2 separate regions of the Mus musculus genome follow, and region 1 is linked to region 2. A link is a loop called in an ENCODE intact Hi-C map of the cell type or tissue named here. Cell type or tissue: left cerebral cortex. All regions are shown on one strand.

What was found. A loop is a pair of places that touch in the nucleus more often than their neighbours do. Peaks named below come from ENCODE experiments on the same cell type or tissue, not always from the same donor. Only the 100,000 strongest peaks of a DNase experiment are listed, where the experiment ranks them.
Region 1: it touches region 2 in a loop (4-fold over the local background); 4 of 42 quality-filtered maps call a loop at or near these places.

The regions. Positions count from the first base shown.
Region 1 is chr3:114,901,092-114,909,091 of GRCm38, reverse strand. It overlaps a transcript of Olfm3 not described here. Among named protein-coding and RNA genes, the nearest start is that of Gm23750, 81 kb to the right of the region's middle. In left cerebral cortex, CTCF peaks have their summits at 1,357 and 4,891; DNase peaks (open chromatin) are centred at 1,287, 3,994, 4,295 and 4,897; H3K4me3 peaks cover 2,341 bases; H3K27ac peaks cover 1,383 bases.
Region 2 is chr3:115,100,529-115,108,528 of GRCm38, reverse strand. Olfm3 (olfactomedin 3) reads right to left here. Exons shown (of 6, transcript NM_153157.3): 4 at 6,506-6,725. Among named protein-coding and RNA genes, the nearest start is that of Olfm3, 24 kb to the right of the region's middle. In left cerebral cortex, a CTCF peak has its summit at 3,505 (motif pointing right); a DNase peak (open chromatin) is centred at 3,519.

The sequences.
Region 1 (8,000 bases), 200 kb after region 2:
TGTTCATGTGATGGACCGCCTGGGTGCCAGCAACCTCAGCACACTCTGGCAGGAGAAACAGAATTTCTTGGGCAAACTGGCTAGCTATCTGAATCATATGAGCAAGCTCTGAGTTCAGTGAAAAAACCATGCCTAAGTAGAAAACATGTGAAGCATGACCAAGGAAAATACCCTACATTAACCTCTGATCACCACAGAGGCACAGACAAATGCATGATTGCAACACTCCTTGCGTATCTGCCAATATCCATATGAAGAAGTATCTATACATGAACAAACAAAAGAATATCTTGGCTCCTAGTTTCATATTAGGAGTCTTCATATCATGTTTCGCCACAATGTCATGAAGATATACACATATTATCAAGAGAAAAGTAAGGAATAGAATGTGTGTGCTTCCCTCTGACAGTGAGCAGTGAACACACAATAACCAGTTGGAAAGATACAAGAAATAACTTTTTAAGAGAAAAAAATTAAGGTGATCTGCGCCATTTTAACCTTTTCAACTTTCCTGAAAGAAGAGTAAGAAATAGTATTTATTTTTCCAAAGTGAAAGTTCAATTAGGTTACAGAAGACTTAGACAAAGTGAGAGTGGGAATTGCTCTTTCAAAATATAGATGGGTTACCTTGAATTCTAGATAGTTATAATATTATGGTTTCTTGTGTGTAACTGTATAGTCTTGCCGAACGCCATCAGTATGTCTTCTGTTCTAATGTAGGCTGATCATTTTGAATAGACACTTTGAAACATTAAGCAATAGAACTATTGAAAATTCCTTAGTTCTCATTATACTCATATGACTTCCACAGAATTTTATTGTTTAGAGTAAGAGTCCTGATTGCTTTGCTGTCTTGGATAGAGCAAGCCTGTTTGGTACTATGATAACTGCTGAATCATAGTTACAGTTGCTGTTTGTGACGTGAACTAGCTTCATGGTGCTAAGTTCAAAACATTATTAGTTTTAGTGATAAGATTGTATGCATCCTCAATTCAAGCAATATTCCCTTAGCAAGTACATTTTACAAAATATTTATAATATAATACATATTTTTTGTGAAGTCCAGCCAACTCAACAATATGTAGCTCATGTTACCTGCTTGAAGTGTTCACCAAGTGGGGATTCAGTATAAATGCTCTGTTTGAAGCCTATTCTGACATATTTACCATATCCTATCATCATGTTTCAGCACTGCAGAGGAGAACATTCTATGGTTCAAATTCATGGGTATTGTGTTTTGCTATAATGTTCAAATAATGATCTGTTTAATTTTCTTTTTTTCTAAAGGAGTGAAGAAGCCCACTCTCCTATCAAGGTCATTACTGAACTCACTGCCTTCAGTTTAAAAGCACAGAGAGCCATCTAGCAGTCACTGTCAGGAACTTCCTATTCAGATACACTCCTTTGTCATGAAAGGGAAAATTAAGCAATCTTGTACAGGTTTCAGGTTTAACATTTTACTAGTGTGTTGGGGATGATGGATATCCCCCATAATTTAGAAATTCTATTACAATGGAACTGATTGCCCCCTCTTAAAATAGGTAATGACATATGCTCTTGAGTTTATGCTTTTCTAGAAGGATCTGGAACCTTATTAATTAGACTTTAATTAAGAAAATATAATTCGCATACATTTACGGAGGAAAAATCAATATTTTTATATAAAAATACAAATAACTAATTAGTGGCAAATTGCCTCCCTTTGGCTAGGAAATGCTAATTTTTCCAATTCTGTAGTGCATTAGATGAGAAGAACAAAATTTAGTATATGCAAAATGTGGAGTACACTCCAATCACAAGGCAGGGGATCCATAAAGCAGGTATACACACACACACACACACACACACACACACACACACACACACACACACGCGCGCGCGCGCGCGCGCGCGCGCACACGCACACGCACACGCACACGCACACACACATATATATAGTCTTTTATAGTTGAGTTGGCAGAATTGGTCCTAGTGATAGCAAATTATCATTTATTAAAAAGTTAAACAACACAGAGAGATGTAGAATGGAGCTAGATGATGTAGGTAGAAACTTATACCTTAAAATATTTTCAAATTTCAAGAGATCTCCTATTGTATCATTTTACCTGCATCCATATATAATTATTTTGATATTTTTAGTAAACACAGAGTACATGATGGTAGAGAATCACAAAAAATAAGTTTGTTTTTTTTTAATTGTATGCTGGCATAGTATTATTCCAACATACAAGCAGCATATGGTTAGAATTTCTAGTTATTTTAATGGTATTTCTTAAGAAATGTTGGTGCACCCCCCCAAAGTGCAGTCATCTGAGGTACTATCTTGCTAAATTTTAATTTCATCACATGTAAATTTTACAACAATCATGATCTTTAAAACCCTAAACTTTTAACCTAGTCAGAACTAAATTAAAGTTGAGGACATATAAAGTTCATAGACGAGGTGACGATTATTTTGACAACCCAGTGCTACTACTTGAATGTTTTATTTGATTTATTTAATTTTGTTTAACAGCTTGTTAAATAAAAATAGTTTGGCGAAACATAATATTGGGCTCTATTTGCTCTCACAAAAATGATATTTTTTCGACAAATCCAAAACATTTGGAAATTAAATTACTTAGTATTAAGTTTTTAATATTATCTGTTATTTCATATAATATGGAACAAAATGCCATGATATGGCCTTTTAATACTCTTTTGAAACATCTTAAACTGAGCACAGTTTGAAAAGTGGATAGGTTTCTCTTCTCCCCCGGATTTCTCATCTCAGTGCTACCAGGCATTCAGAGTTCAGACTGACCTAGTTGGAAAGTTTTAAACCACTGAATAATCATATGTCATAAAAATTAACAAAGATCAAATTAACCAAAGCAGAAATGCTTATTTGGGGAAATCAAGTCTATATGTAATAAGATATTATGAAGTAACTGCAAACAATGATTGTATTTATACACTAAAGATCCCAGACTTATCCAATCAATCATACAGCTGTCATTAAGAGCCCACAGTTTCAAATTCTCATAGAAAGCCATAGCCCATTTTAAGTCCAAGAATTTATTCTGTACTAATTTGTTAATTGTGTTTTTTGATGTATATTTTATAAGATATTCTAAATTAGATAGATGAGAAGCAGAATGGATTATGCTACTATGAGGGCAGGGACATAAAGGGAAAAGTAAATAATATATAAACAAAACAATGATGTTTTATCTGGTGTAAAATGCTTAATAGCTATACCTTAGTATATACCATTATGCTTGTTAACATGGCTCTCACACACTGTTTGAAGCTTTCAAAATGTCAGTGTCAAGACTACTATAGGTTTAGAATAAAATTGTTTTATTTTTCTCAGATCTTTCTAAATATTAAATATGAAAAGCCTATTATATGAAAAGCCTGTGAAAATATTATACCATTATACTTTTTTTTAATCATATACTAGGGTAGGCTTTGAAATATCACAACCAGTAATAGATCACAGTTAGTTACACCTTCGCTATAGTTAATTGTTTCCATTAATTACACAGGCAATGTCAATTCATAAAATAATTTTAAAGAATTCAAAACACAGTATTGGATGACTTTTAGAATACAGCATCATTTCCCCAATCATGTCACATTGCTGTCCATCAAATAAGTATGCAGATCATAAATGCTTTTCGTACCTTATTCTAGCAGTTGCCTTATCCCTTACTCTAGAGAACTATGTTTTTCTTCGAATGCTTGCCTCTCAGAAATGACCATATAGGCTTTCCTCACATATCGCTAAAAACATAGTTGCATCGCTCCCTGCTTTGTACCAGATAAGCTGAGCGTTCACTTTCATTGCTGGATAATTTACAGAGTTCCACAGCTATATCGTAACTCATCCTTTCTATTGCCCTCCTTAGTTTAACAGGCTTCTTACTTCCTGTCTCCTAACACAGATCACAGAACTTCCTTGGGGTTCCCTAATCTTTTTTTCAGTAAAAGGAAAGACACATAAAGTCCCTCTCACGATGTCTCTTGGCAATGCAGAGTGTAGCTTTGCTGTTCTGTCCTAGGTTACAAGCTGCCTCCCCTATGTTTTGGACACAAACCTCAGCACATCGGCGATGGGAGTATTATTGACCAGCATCAGCTGGAAAACGCTTCCCTGCTTTCAACAAAGAGACAGCTCACCATCTAACACAAATACAGGCTTATAAACTGCATTGTTTCTGCTGCAAACTCCCTTGCATGGCCCGTCCTACTTCAAAAGAGAACATTAAGCAGCTGGACAGCGAATAAGCTAAATTCCCCGGAGAACCGCATTGCCTGCTACCCATGTACATTATCTTCACTCTGGTCCCTCCCCCCTCACACCAGGACACTACCTTAAGAAGCTAGCCCTCTGATAGTTCACCTTGTTATCTTCCAAGCAGCGTGGATGCATTAGACACCACAGGGTCGCTGAAAGAACAGTCCCCCATGTCGTTTTGGACATCCCCCCCCGCATCTTGATCAGGTCGTTACATTTTGCACATTTATTTTAAACGAGTCAAAATATTGCCCCTACCTTGGAAGGATCTAATCCAGCAAGTAAAGACAGAAGAAGGAGGTTGAGAAAGCTGGACCTCGCCTGCATTCTGATGTGGGTTTTTGCCTCTCTTTACTCTGTTTTATGTAGCCACTTCACTCACTGCGGAGACCTTTCCCACGTCAGTTGCACTTTCTGCCTGCCAGTCAGAGAAGAGTGGAAAGAGGCAGAGGCGGCGGCGGCAGCGGCAGTAGCAGCAGCGGCAGCAGAGGCAGCCGCCCTGGGGGGCGATCATTCCGCAGGCATCTCAGAGTGGGGAGTCCTGGAGCTCAAAAGGCTGGGACAGGCTGCCGCGGGTGCTGGCCGAGGTGCTGAAGCGCCTCCACCTGGTGCGCCCCGGTCTACCTTCTCCCCTTCTGTTAGACAGCCAACCCACCTCAAAAGTTTTGACTCAAAAGGATAAAGAGAGTGATTGCTGAGAGGTGTGGAGACCTGAACAACGGATATGACATCACTACAGCTACTGGGGTTTTGTACGTTGGGGGGCGGGTGGTGTTTTGAGGGAATTTGTTAACCAAAGGACTTACGCTCCAGTTCAGCCTTTGCTGGCAACTTGAGCTGCAGAGAGTCAGCTGTACACGGTATTATGAAACAGGCACTGCACTGGAACCTTCTGTCATTGACAGAGGACTTGTTTTAAAATTTGGTGCTTTAGACAAAGTTTTCAAGTGAACTGACATTGTAGTTATTCTATTTAAGGCACATGTTAAAAATAATAGACTTCTATTTTTTTATTTAGAAATGTGTATGGCTACTTATAAATACTTAACTGGAAAATATTTTGGGTTAAGAAATGGGCACTTTTATTGGGGGAGGGGGTCTACTGCAAACCTGAAAATACATTGCAGGAATAATTAAAGTGGCTTTGCATTTTCCTTTTGTACAGATATACTTCATTAGTCACCCCAACTGAAATATCTCCTCATATCCACGTATAAATACCCAGATATGTAGTCTCCAGGTCAATCTAATCTGTAGTTGCATCTGAGGAAAACACAATATCCATGAGGGGCGCATAGCAGATGGCAGAGTAAATGATTTGTAAGCTTTGAACTAACCTAAAAGAGGGTGTTTTTTTTGTTTTGTTTTTTGTTTGTTTGTTTGTTTTTGTTTTTCCTAGAGCTGAGTCACATGCAGGTGAATGAGGGGGAAATCTATGGGCAAGGAAAAGCAAGACACTGCTACTCATTGTGAAATATATGACTATACTCATACTATACTACTTGTTTAAAACTGTTTGCAACACCATAGAAAGAACAACAATATTAACCATCCAGAACCGCCCCCCATCCTGAGCTCCCAGGGACTAAACCACCAATCAAAGAGTACACATGGAAGAAACCACGGCTCCAGACTCATATGTAGCATAGGATGGCCTTGTTGAGCATCAGTGGGAGGAGAGGCCTTTGGCCCTGCGAAGGCTCGATGCCCCAATGTAGGGGAATGCCAGGGCACGGTGGTGGGAGTGGATGGGTGGGTGGGGAAACACTATCTGTCTTAGTCAGGGTTTCTATTCCTGCACAAACATCATGACCAAGAAGCAAGTTGGGGAGGAAAAGGTTTATTCAGCTTACATTACTGCTGTTCATCACCAAAGGAAGTCAGAACTGGAACTCAAGCAGGTCAGGAAGCAGGAGCTGATGCAGAAGCCATGGAGGGATGTTCTTTACTGGCTTGCTTCCCCTGGATTGCTCAGCCTGCTCTCTTATAGAACCAAGATTACCAGCCCAGAGATGGCACCACCCACAAGGGGACCTCCCCCCTTGATCACTAATTGAGAAAATGCCTTACAGTTGGATCTCATGGAGGCATTTCTTCAACTGAAGCTCCTTTCTCTATGATAACTCCAGCTGTGTCAAGTTGACACAAAACTAGCCAGTACACTATCATAGAAGCCAAGGGGGTGGGGGGAGATAGGATAGGGGATTTCTAGAGAGGAAACCAGGAAAGGGGTTAATATCAGAAATGTAAATAAATAAAATATCTAATAAAAAGGATTATTTGATCACATGGGGGAAAACTTAAGCAATGTAAATGCAATCAGTGAGATGAAGAGGCAGGAAGATTTGTCAGCCATTTGAACAACTATTCTCTTCAATCACATCTCCCACAATACAGCTTCTATTGGTTTTTAAAGAAGTAATATTTAGTTAAGAATGAAGGTTTGCAAACCAGTTACCTGTGTATCTTTTTACATTAAGCAGAGAAATTAGTTGAGGCATCAGACAAATACTATGTACAAAAGTCCTCTAAATTTTCATTAAAACTACTCCATTCCCAATGTGAAAACCACAGTTGGTATTCAATATCTACAGATGTTTCATACTATATTATTTATTTTTAAACATGATAGTAATCATGTCTGCCTGTATATAACTACTTTGTTTAGTGTTTTTCTACAAAGTGTAGATGACATAAAGCAAACTGTATTTGAAATTTTCATTATGAAGTGGTGGGTTGTAGATAATAAAAATAAAATAAATGTGATAAATTGTTTAGTGTTTAATAACAACCCAATAACCACATTTATAACTTCACATGTTTTCTATAATAAAAAGATTAAAAACCATTATCTTGAGACTGCAGAGTTGTGTTCACTCACTTTGCAATAACTTTCAAAAGCATATTTATGTTAGCTTTTTATTTACAACTGCTTTTTAAAACAATTTTAATTTCATTATTAACATGGCATAGCATGAAATTATTTTTCAGTGATTTATATATATACTATTTAGAATCTGTATTCTCAATCAAAAAAACTTCTATCAGACTAAGGAACTAAAAATTAAGTTACCAAATGGGGACAGTTTACAGAATGTTCATTGTTTATTATTTATTCTTAAGTGCTTGTAATTCTGTTGCATGCTTTTAAGACTAGGTAAACAATTTTATAACATGTATTTAGAAATATTTCCTCTTCCTAAAGCAACTTATAAAATCATTTTGTTTAAAAACAAGAACCTAACAACAGAAAGTATTAGCTAGCTTAAATGTTGGAAGATGTACTTAAAGCACACAGAAAATGTAAGATGAGAACATCATATAAATTTTAAACTTCAAGATCAACAGGTATTCTTGTAACAACATTTTCCACTCAAAATATTTTGAGCTCATGATTCACAGTATCAGTAATTGAAGTAAGACTCTTATGTAGATATTTCCATAAGTACGTATTTTCTGCATTTTGCAGGACTGGAGTAGCATTTGTAATAAAGAGTTAATAAGACAAAGTGTATGAAAGCCTGCCAGGAAGAACTGATGGGAGAGGTTGATGATATCTAGAGATCCAAACTGAGCACTGCATGGTAATTATAATACAAATGAAAACAGATGATCAGAGCATACTTACAGCACATTTCTTTAAGAGAAGCTCAGTCATTTGTAGCGAACAATCAAGTTCAGTAATAAATCAAAGCTCTACTAAACTTGCCACTGCACA
Region 2 (8,000 bases):
TATGTAGAAATTGACAAATCATAATTTGAATGAGAGTTGATTTAAGAAAAATGATAAACCAAATGGCAGCAACAGGCGTGTCTTTTTTTAGGAAAAATAAGGAGGGATGGGGCGGGGCAGGAAGGCATGTGCTCATTGAAATTATGTCTCTCCTGTCATTTACTAAAGACAAGTATATATCTAGGAATCATGTGGTAGAGAGGGAACAATGAAAGTTGTTAAAAATTGAAATGAGGTAAATAAAATCCACAAGTAGATAATAATTGAATTTACTTAGTATCTGTAAGTAACCATGCCTCCACTTACCCTTTAATATGTACGTGTATAAATTAAAATGAGGCACAGAAACAAAAATTCTTCCTGTGTACTTAGGTGTGCTAAGGTATCCAGTATCAAGTCTGGTTTCCCATACATGTCACATTCTAGAATCATTATACAATTCGATAATGCACTTTCGGGAGAGGACTGTCTAAAGTCTGACGTGATTTTGTTTTGTTTTGTTTTGTTTTTCCTGCTAAGTGTGCATTGAATTGATTCCCGGTCAAGGCCAAGAAGCTTTTGTATGCCAAGGGGGACAAAGTGTTGTCTGTAGTCATGGCCCACCCAACCAGTAGATAGATAGATAGATAGATAGATAGATAGATAGATAGATAGATAGATAGATAGATAGATAGATAGACAGGTAGATAGATAGATAGATAGATAGATAGATAGATAGATAGATAGATAGATAGATAGATAGATAGACAGAGAGACAGACAGATAGACAGGTAGATAGGTAGATAGACAGGTAGATAGATAGATAGATAGATAGATAGATAGATAGATAGATAGATAGATAGATAGATAGATAGTAGGTAGATAGATAGATAGATAGATCAATAGATTAGATAGATAGATAGATAGATAGATAGATAGATAGATAGATAGATAGATAGATAGACAGATAGACAGGTAGATAGATAACAAGTCTCCACTGTGGCCGTGTGGCAGTCATCACTATACTGTTACTTTCAGGTGGGCATCCCCTGGAAGCAAACAACACTGGACAATCTCTCAGTGTTGATTACTTCCCAAGAGAAACTTCCTTTGAAATCGAAGTCATTGATTTCTGAGGCTGAAATTTATCTTGTCAAAGTCAGTAGAATTAAATCTGCAGGAATTTATGAAACTGGCTACTTTCCCAGTCATAATTTTATGGGCTTTCATATGAAAAAAATATAGGCATCTTCACAGTCTAAAGGAACATTGAAAAAAGTGAAACAGAACAATAAGTGATTTTTGTTCCATGACTTTCCCAAGCTAGCTTTTGTTCAAATGAATCATTGTCTTTACTCTCACTTTCTAGAGAACAAGTGAAGCCAGTCAGGAAAGATAATTTCCCCAAAGTGCCTGGAAGACAAATGTTCACATAAAGGTGGATGAAGACAGAAGGAGGTGGAGTCTTGCTTCATTGATTTCCCCTGCCACCACCCGTCCCCCCACCCCCCGCCCCGTCTATAGTGAGACCTATGGAAATGTCAGCATGGACAATATTCTATATGTGCAGAAAAAATATAGAATAAGTTATTAAGAAAAGTGGTCATTTTATTTCTCTGATGAGTTTTGTGCATTCATTTTCTATTTCAGTTATCACCTATCACCCTTTGAGGAAAAGATACAATTTAGGACGCAGCTATTTCAGTTATCACCTATCACCCTTTGAGGAAAAGATACAATTTAGGACGCAGCCTGAGGAATTTGTTTAGATCATTGACGTGTTCTCTTTTCTTTTTCTTTAGCATATGAATGTGCTTTACTATAGTTTAGTCTAAGAGCTTCTAGCTTTGGATCTTTAGGCCAAACCCACACATATAACTTAGAGCAGGGACTATTTCTATGGACAGAAAATTATTTCTTTCTTCTTAAAGGCTATGGGGGAACTCATGTAGTAAGAAATACACATGATTTAATTTTACAGTCTGTTATAATTCTTATAGGAAGTTTATTTCAGCCATACTTTGGGAGACCTATTATGTATACTTATATCATTTAAATTTGATCTTTGTACCCAGACTTGCTGATTATGCTGCTAAGGATTGGGCTAGCTATAATGATCTTCCACTGGGGATAAGAACAAGTAAGTGTGTGTATAATAACTCAACTTTTCTCAGAAAATACACTTTTACCTTCTTAGTTAAGGAAGTACTCTAACTCATACATTTACCTTTCAAATATAAATTCAGTTAGAAATATATCTTAAAGTAAAAATATATTTAAACCTAAAACTGAATAGACAGTAGTGTAATGAAATCGATGATAATGTAGAGATTTGTACTTTCTCCTGGGAATATATGTTGTGTGATTTAAGTATAGTCACAAGAGTATATAAATATATGAAAGATTAATGATAATCAATTTATAGTAAAGTTTATTGATTACTAAAAACCTTGGCTAAAATTATTTCAGTTCAAAAGCTCAGGAAGAATCAATCTCATGTGCATGGCATGAGGATATTTTTGGGTGTATATGACAGATTCTGGCAAATTATTTCAAACGACTTTTTGGGGTGTATTTCAACTGTATCTAGAGACATATTCTCAAATTTTTCTATGTTAGATTTCTGATTAAAATCTTACTTTTCTACCACAGTGAGCTAGAGCTTAACTTTTTAAAAATTTCCCCAGTCTCTTGAGATTTTTGCTGTCTTTCCCTTTAAATGTTACATAGAACAAACTATTAGGTATTTTACAGTGAGATACTGAAATTCCCATTGTGGAAAGAGAAAAAGTTAATAATAATGCAATATAAAAACAGGTGAGAACTAGCATAGTGCTTTTATAATTTGTCTTTCCTCAAATGCTCTCTGAGTTGTGATAGACACACACACACACACACACCACATGTACACACACCATATTGTCATATGAGTTAAAAATAAATTATTTTAATGATAAAATCCTCTCTTCAAACCTTTGCAGAAACTGATTTTTCCAAATGTGTTGGAGATATGTTGTGTGTATATCCAAGACTGGATATACCACAACAAAAGATGTCATGTGTGGGAACAATATCTAATTTTCAATTAAGACAGACGTGGACTTGTTATAAACCTTATAGTCTATAGAAGTTTATGAATTTGTCCACGTTTTAATTAAATCACCAATACTAATGCCTAACCCGGAGTTCTTTCAGAGATTAAAACAAATGTATTAAACATCTGGCATACTACTTGTCAAAGCAGTATGTACTCTGTCTTGCTGCAACCTCCTACTTATGTGCTTGCTTACAGATGAGCTGGTTTACACAGAGAGATAGTTTCTTATAAAGGGCTAGCACATATCTTGGAGTCAAAAATATCTTCTGAGTATATAAACATGGCTACTAGCACTTAGAAAAATTGTTTTCCATTGTAAAAAACAACTCTCCATATATAGCATAGTAAGAGATCGACACCTTGACCTTAAATGGCTCCTTTAGTAAAAGGATCGATCCCTTCTTTCACTAGAGGGCACCAAATCATGCCCTAAAGTAAAAACATCACAAGGGAATGGTTTGGGATGGGGGCCTGGCAGGCTGAAAAGCCTGGTTATAATCTCCATTAAATATCTCTTGGTGATCTCAAGGGGTGTGTAAGACTTTTAACCACGCTTGCTCGGGCATATTCTCACATGCATACAATTATATTCTGTGTGTCGAGAAATCTGATATGATTTAATTAAGCACAGGGGACTTTATTCTATTCAGTCCCTTGAAGGAAAGAGTGAAATCCTTCAGAAAAAAATATATATCATTGTACTTCACTAGGACAAGAGGGTGTATCGCTGTGGAAGCATTTGTCTAATTTCTATTCTCTCTAAACCTTTAATTCTTTTGTAGAAATAAACTGAATAGTGCCTTTGTAGCCTGTAGGACTTGTAATTCCCTGTGGGCCTTGTTTACTGATTGGGTGGATCCTTGATTGAAATGAGGATGGTGTAGATTTTAGTCTTCAGATTTATGTGATGTACGCATGACATTTAATTTCAAACAAACTCCTCTGGGGGTAGAAAATTGAGGGAAATGTATTCACAATTGTTGAAATTTTATTCTGAATGCCTAGTTCATTTCTATCCTCTGCTAACCAGCTGTATGTTGAGTGGCTTTTGTGAAGAGGAAAGATGCTATTGATGAAGTGAATATTCTTGCCTGTTATACTACACTGCTGGCTCCCCCTCCCCCTCTCTGTGTCTGAGCATTATAGTAAGCTGATTTTAGATCCATTGGCATATTGAACTCATTATATTCACTCTCTATCCTTTGTGTTAATGGACACATTGTTAATTAATTATTGTTTTCATTCCCTCCTGATATCCTATGATTTGATGTTTTTGTTTGTCTATTTTGTTTGTTTTGTTGGTGTGTGTGTGTATGTGTGTATATGTTTGTGTGTGTGTATACTTAGAACGAGGCAAGAAGATCATTGCAAACTTATGCCCAGCCTGAACTGCATGGAAACTTAAAACCAGACTGGGCTACATAGCAAGACTATATAAGAAATCCAACCTAATAAATAAATAAGTTTAAAAGAAAAGAAAAGAAAAATCACATGGCAGAATTCATGTTTTATTTTCATTAAGTACACATCATGAAACACAATGGCAATAAATTATTCTTGTGCAATATTAAAACACAGTCATTACATAGCAAATGATATTTAAAATTATCTTTCACATGTTCTGTTTCTCTCTGTCCACACATATATATCCATCTATCTATTATGTACCCATGCATATGCTTTTACCATATATCTATATCTTTATCTCTCTCTCTGTGATCTATCTGTCACTTATCTATCTGCATATCTATAATATCTATCATCCATATATCATCAATCATCTAAACTTACCTTCCCTGTATTGTGTAGATTTTTCTGTTTGAAATTTCTCTGTTTAGAGATGTTCACTAAGTGGCTAATCCACTTAAGTGACAGAAAGAACAGAATCGGATTTTTTTTTTTTCAGACAAAAAGTCAGATTATTATTTTTTTCTGTAAAATTGGTCTCTATACTGAGTATCAAGGAGAGAATGACTTCTGACATTGGAAAGAGTTTGTGAAGGAGTAGAATTGCAGTCTGCTCCTTATTTTCATGAGTTTCACATCTTCAACTTAAACAAGCAGGAAAGAAAAGTATTTGGAAAACAATTTCATCTGTAGAAAGCATGTATAGACTAATTTTCTTGTCATTTTTACCTAATCCATGTTTATATTAAATTTAGACACCATTGGGTTTAGAAAGAATCTAGGAATTACAGAAAGCATATGGGAAGGAATGCATAAGCTATATACTATTCTATATAAAAAAGATTTCACAATTGTAAACCTGGGTATTTGTGAGGGCTCTGGAGACGGTTCCTCACAGATACTAAGGTACTGCTCCTGATTCAGTGTTTACAGGTACATCTCAGCTAAAGCAAACAGCAAATACCTTGTTAAATAAGAAAGATGAATAATGATGTTATTATTTGATATGTTTAGTCTGATATGTTAGTTAGTTATATATGATTGCTGAAGTACATGTGTTAGAGTACTAAATTCAACCAGCACAACACCCTGAATTTGATACAGGGAGATAAAGAGGATTAGGAAGAGTTGGGAGAGAGAAAATTAGGATCAAAATATGTAGCATGAAAAGAAATATTTTTCAGTTACAGAAGAGCTGAAAATTTCTATGCATTCATGAAACCTTCCTATTCACCCTATTTCCTTTAATTAATTTTTTGTGATTCCTATGGGATAATTGAGATGATTATAGTGGAGCCTCTGATGTGGGAATTCCTCACATAATTGGTTCTGTATTTTGGTGGTTGTGGTAACTCATTTAAAGCAATATTTTATATTTGGCTTATTTTTAATCGTCCGAGTTACATTTTAAATGGTGTCCAAATTTTTTTTGTAACCGCACATGTTTTATTTTAAACTTTTGCACTTATCCACTGAAGCCTGGTTTGCTGCAAATAATAATTTTAAGTATATTATGCTTCTTATCTTTTAATTATTCCAGAAAAGATTTTATTTATTTCTGAGAACATTGCCTTTTAGTTTGAGTCCTGGTCATTTAATTTACTAAACAAACAAACAAACAAACATCTAAAAAACTAAAACAACCAACCAACCAACCAAACAAACAAACAAACAGAAAACCAAAACACAACAACAACAACAAATAGAAGAAAGCTTTTTCTCTGCCAGCCAAACAAGGCTGGCTGTATCATATTTAGAAAAAGGCAAACTCCACCCAGTTCTGTAGCTAACACACTTGCCTATAGCCACAGCACTAGTATCGGAAGCCACAGAGAGTTGAGATGGCAGAAACTTAAACAAAAGTTCTCAGCCATGCTCACGTGACTAAGAGACACTTGGCCCTGTAATTCAGGCCTGACTCTCTATAACTAGGTCCTTTACCCTAACTTCTTTCTTTCTAAGAATATAGCCTCTATGGAAACTGAAGGTCATGACTTAAGCCAATGAAAGAACTCTACTCACTTAGCTTTTTCATGCAGTCACGAAGCCTGGTCTCTAAGCTGAGGACCCGTTGATGAAGTTCTTCATAGTCATAGGCACCAATTTCCTCCTGAATCCCAGTGAGGACTGAAGACAGGTTCCGAATTTCTTCCTTGAACTGTGTGATGAGCTTTGCATCGGTTTTGTACTGCTCCAACACTGGGATCAGGGGCAGTAGCTCATCCATTTTCTCTTTCAACTCCTGGAGAAAGCAATAGAGTGTTTCCAAGAGTCATTCAAAACACAAAAGGCAGCTATGTTCTTTGAATTAAGACATGAAAAGGAGCTTATTAAAACAGCTTCAAAATTCTTCATTTATATTTTGGGTAACATCAGATAGGCTTTGGTAATGTAAGTGGCCACAAGACTCTTGGTAATAAATTTTCCTATCTCAGCTTGTCAACACAGCAACCTCTTTTTTGAGAGATTACATAAATTGCTATAAAATAAATTGATCTTTACCATAGTTAGCAATTATGGTCTTTTGGATTATCTTACTTTCTGCCAGTATTTTATAACCTGAATAATACATCATCTCATTTTGAAACTGAGACATGATCCCATTTTCTAATGATGTATTGAATAACAATACTGGAAAAAAATAAAAGATCTTATTCATTAGAGAAAATTAATTATTCCACAACTGAATACCTCCACCATAGAACTATCTAAAGGAAAATTCTCAATTCTAGATCAACTTTTTCCTTGACTCCTTGTTTCTAGGGACAGTTGTTGGTGTTTTTGGTGTTTGTTTTTGTCTTTCATTTGTGCTCAGGTGTTCTCTGTCCTTTGGAATAGTCACCTTAGGACAACTTATTAGGAAGGTAAGTTCAACTGCATGATAAATCATACAAAGCTTCACAAAAGTTGACGAGATGTATGCTGCTGTTTCAATTTTGAATTATTAACTAGACTAAGTGTCCATTTGTCTTCTAGTATAGATAATTAAGATGCCATTGCAGAAAGCAGAGTTACTTACCCACCATGTAGTGAATTAACTCCTTAATAGAACAAGTTGCATAACTTACATAACATTTGGGCCACTTGCACAGAGCTGTTCAACATTAAAACACTGATTTTTGTCAAGGGACCGAGCAATGTATGTTGTCAGTGTACCCCATTCCTCGTCATCACAAGCCTGGGACACAACCTGCACTTCTAGCTCCAACTTCTGCACTTGTCATGCATACTTCTTTCCCTTTAACTTGGTAGATATGAACAACAAAAGTATTGCAAGAGCTTGAGTTAACTGTGAATTTATTGCAGATGATATAATCTGTTGAAAGAGTTCCAAAGAATGATCCTTTGAGAATAACCCATAGGCTCTGTCAGAAGCCATACTGTATAATTATTTAAGGAGCTGAAAATTGCATTTTTAAATTACACTTAGAAAATGTTATTACTATAAATACATTCGAGTAGCAGAAGCTCCCATCGCTCCCCTGATTAATGGGCTTGTGTTTCTGGTGGGGAGACT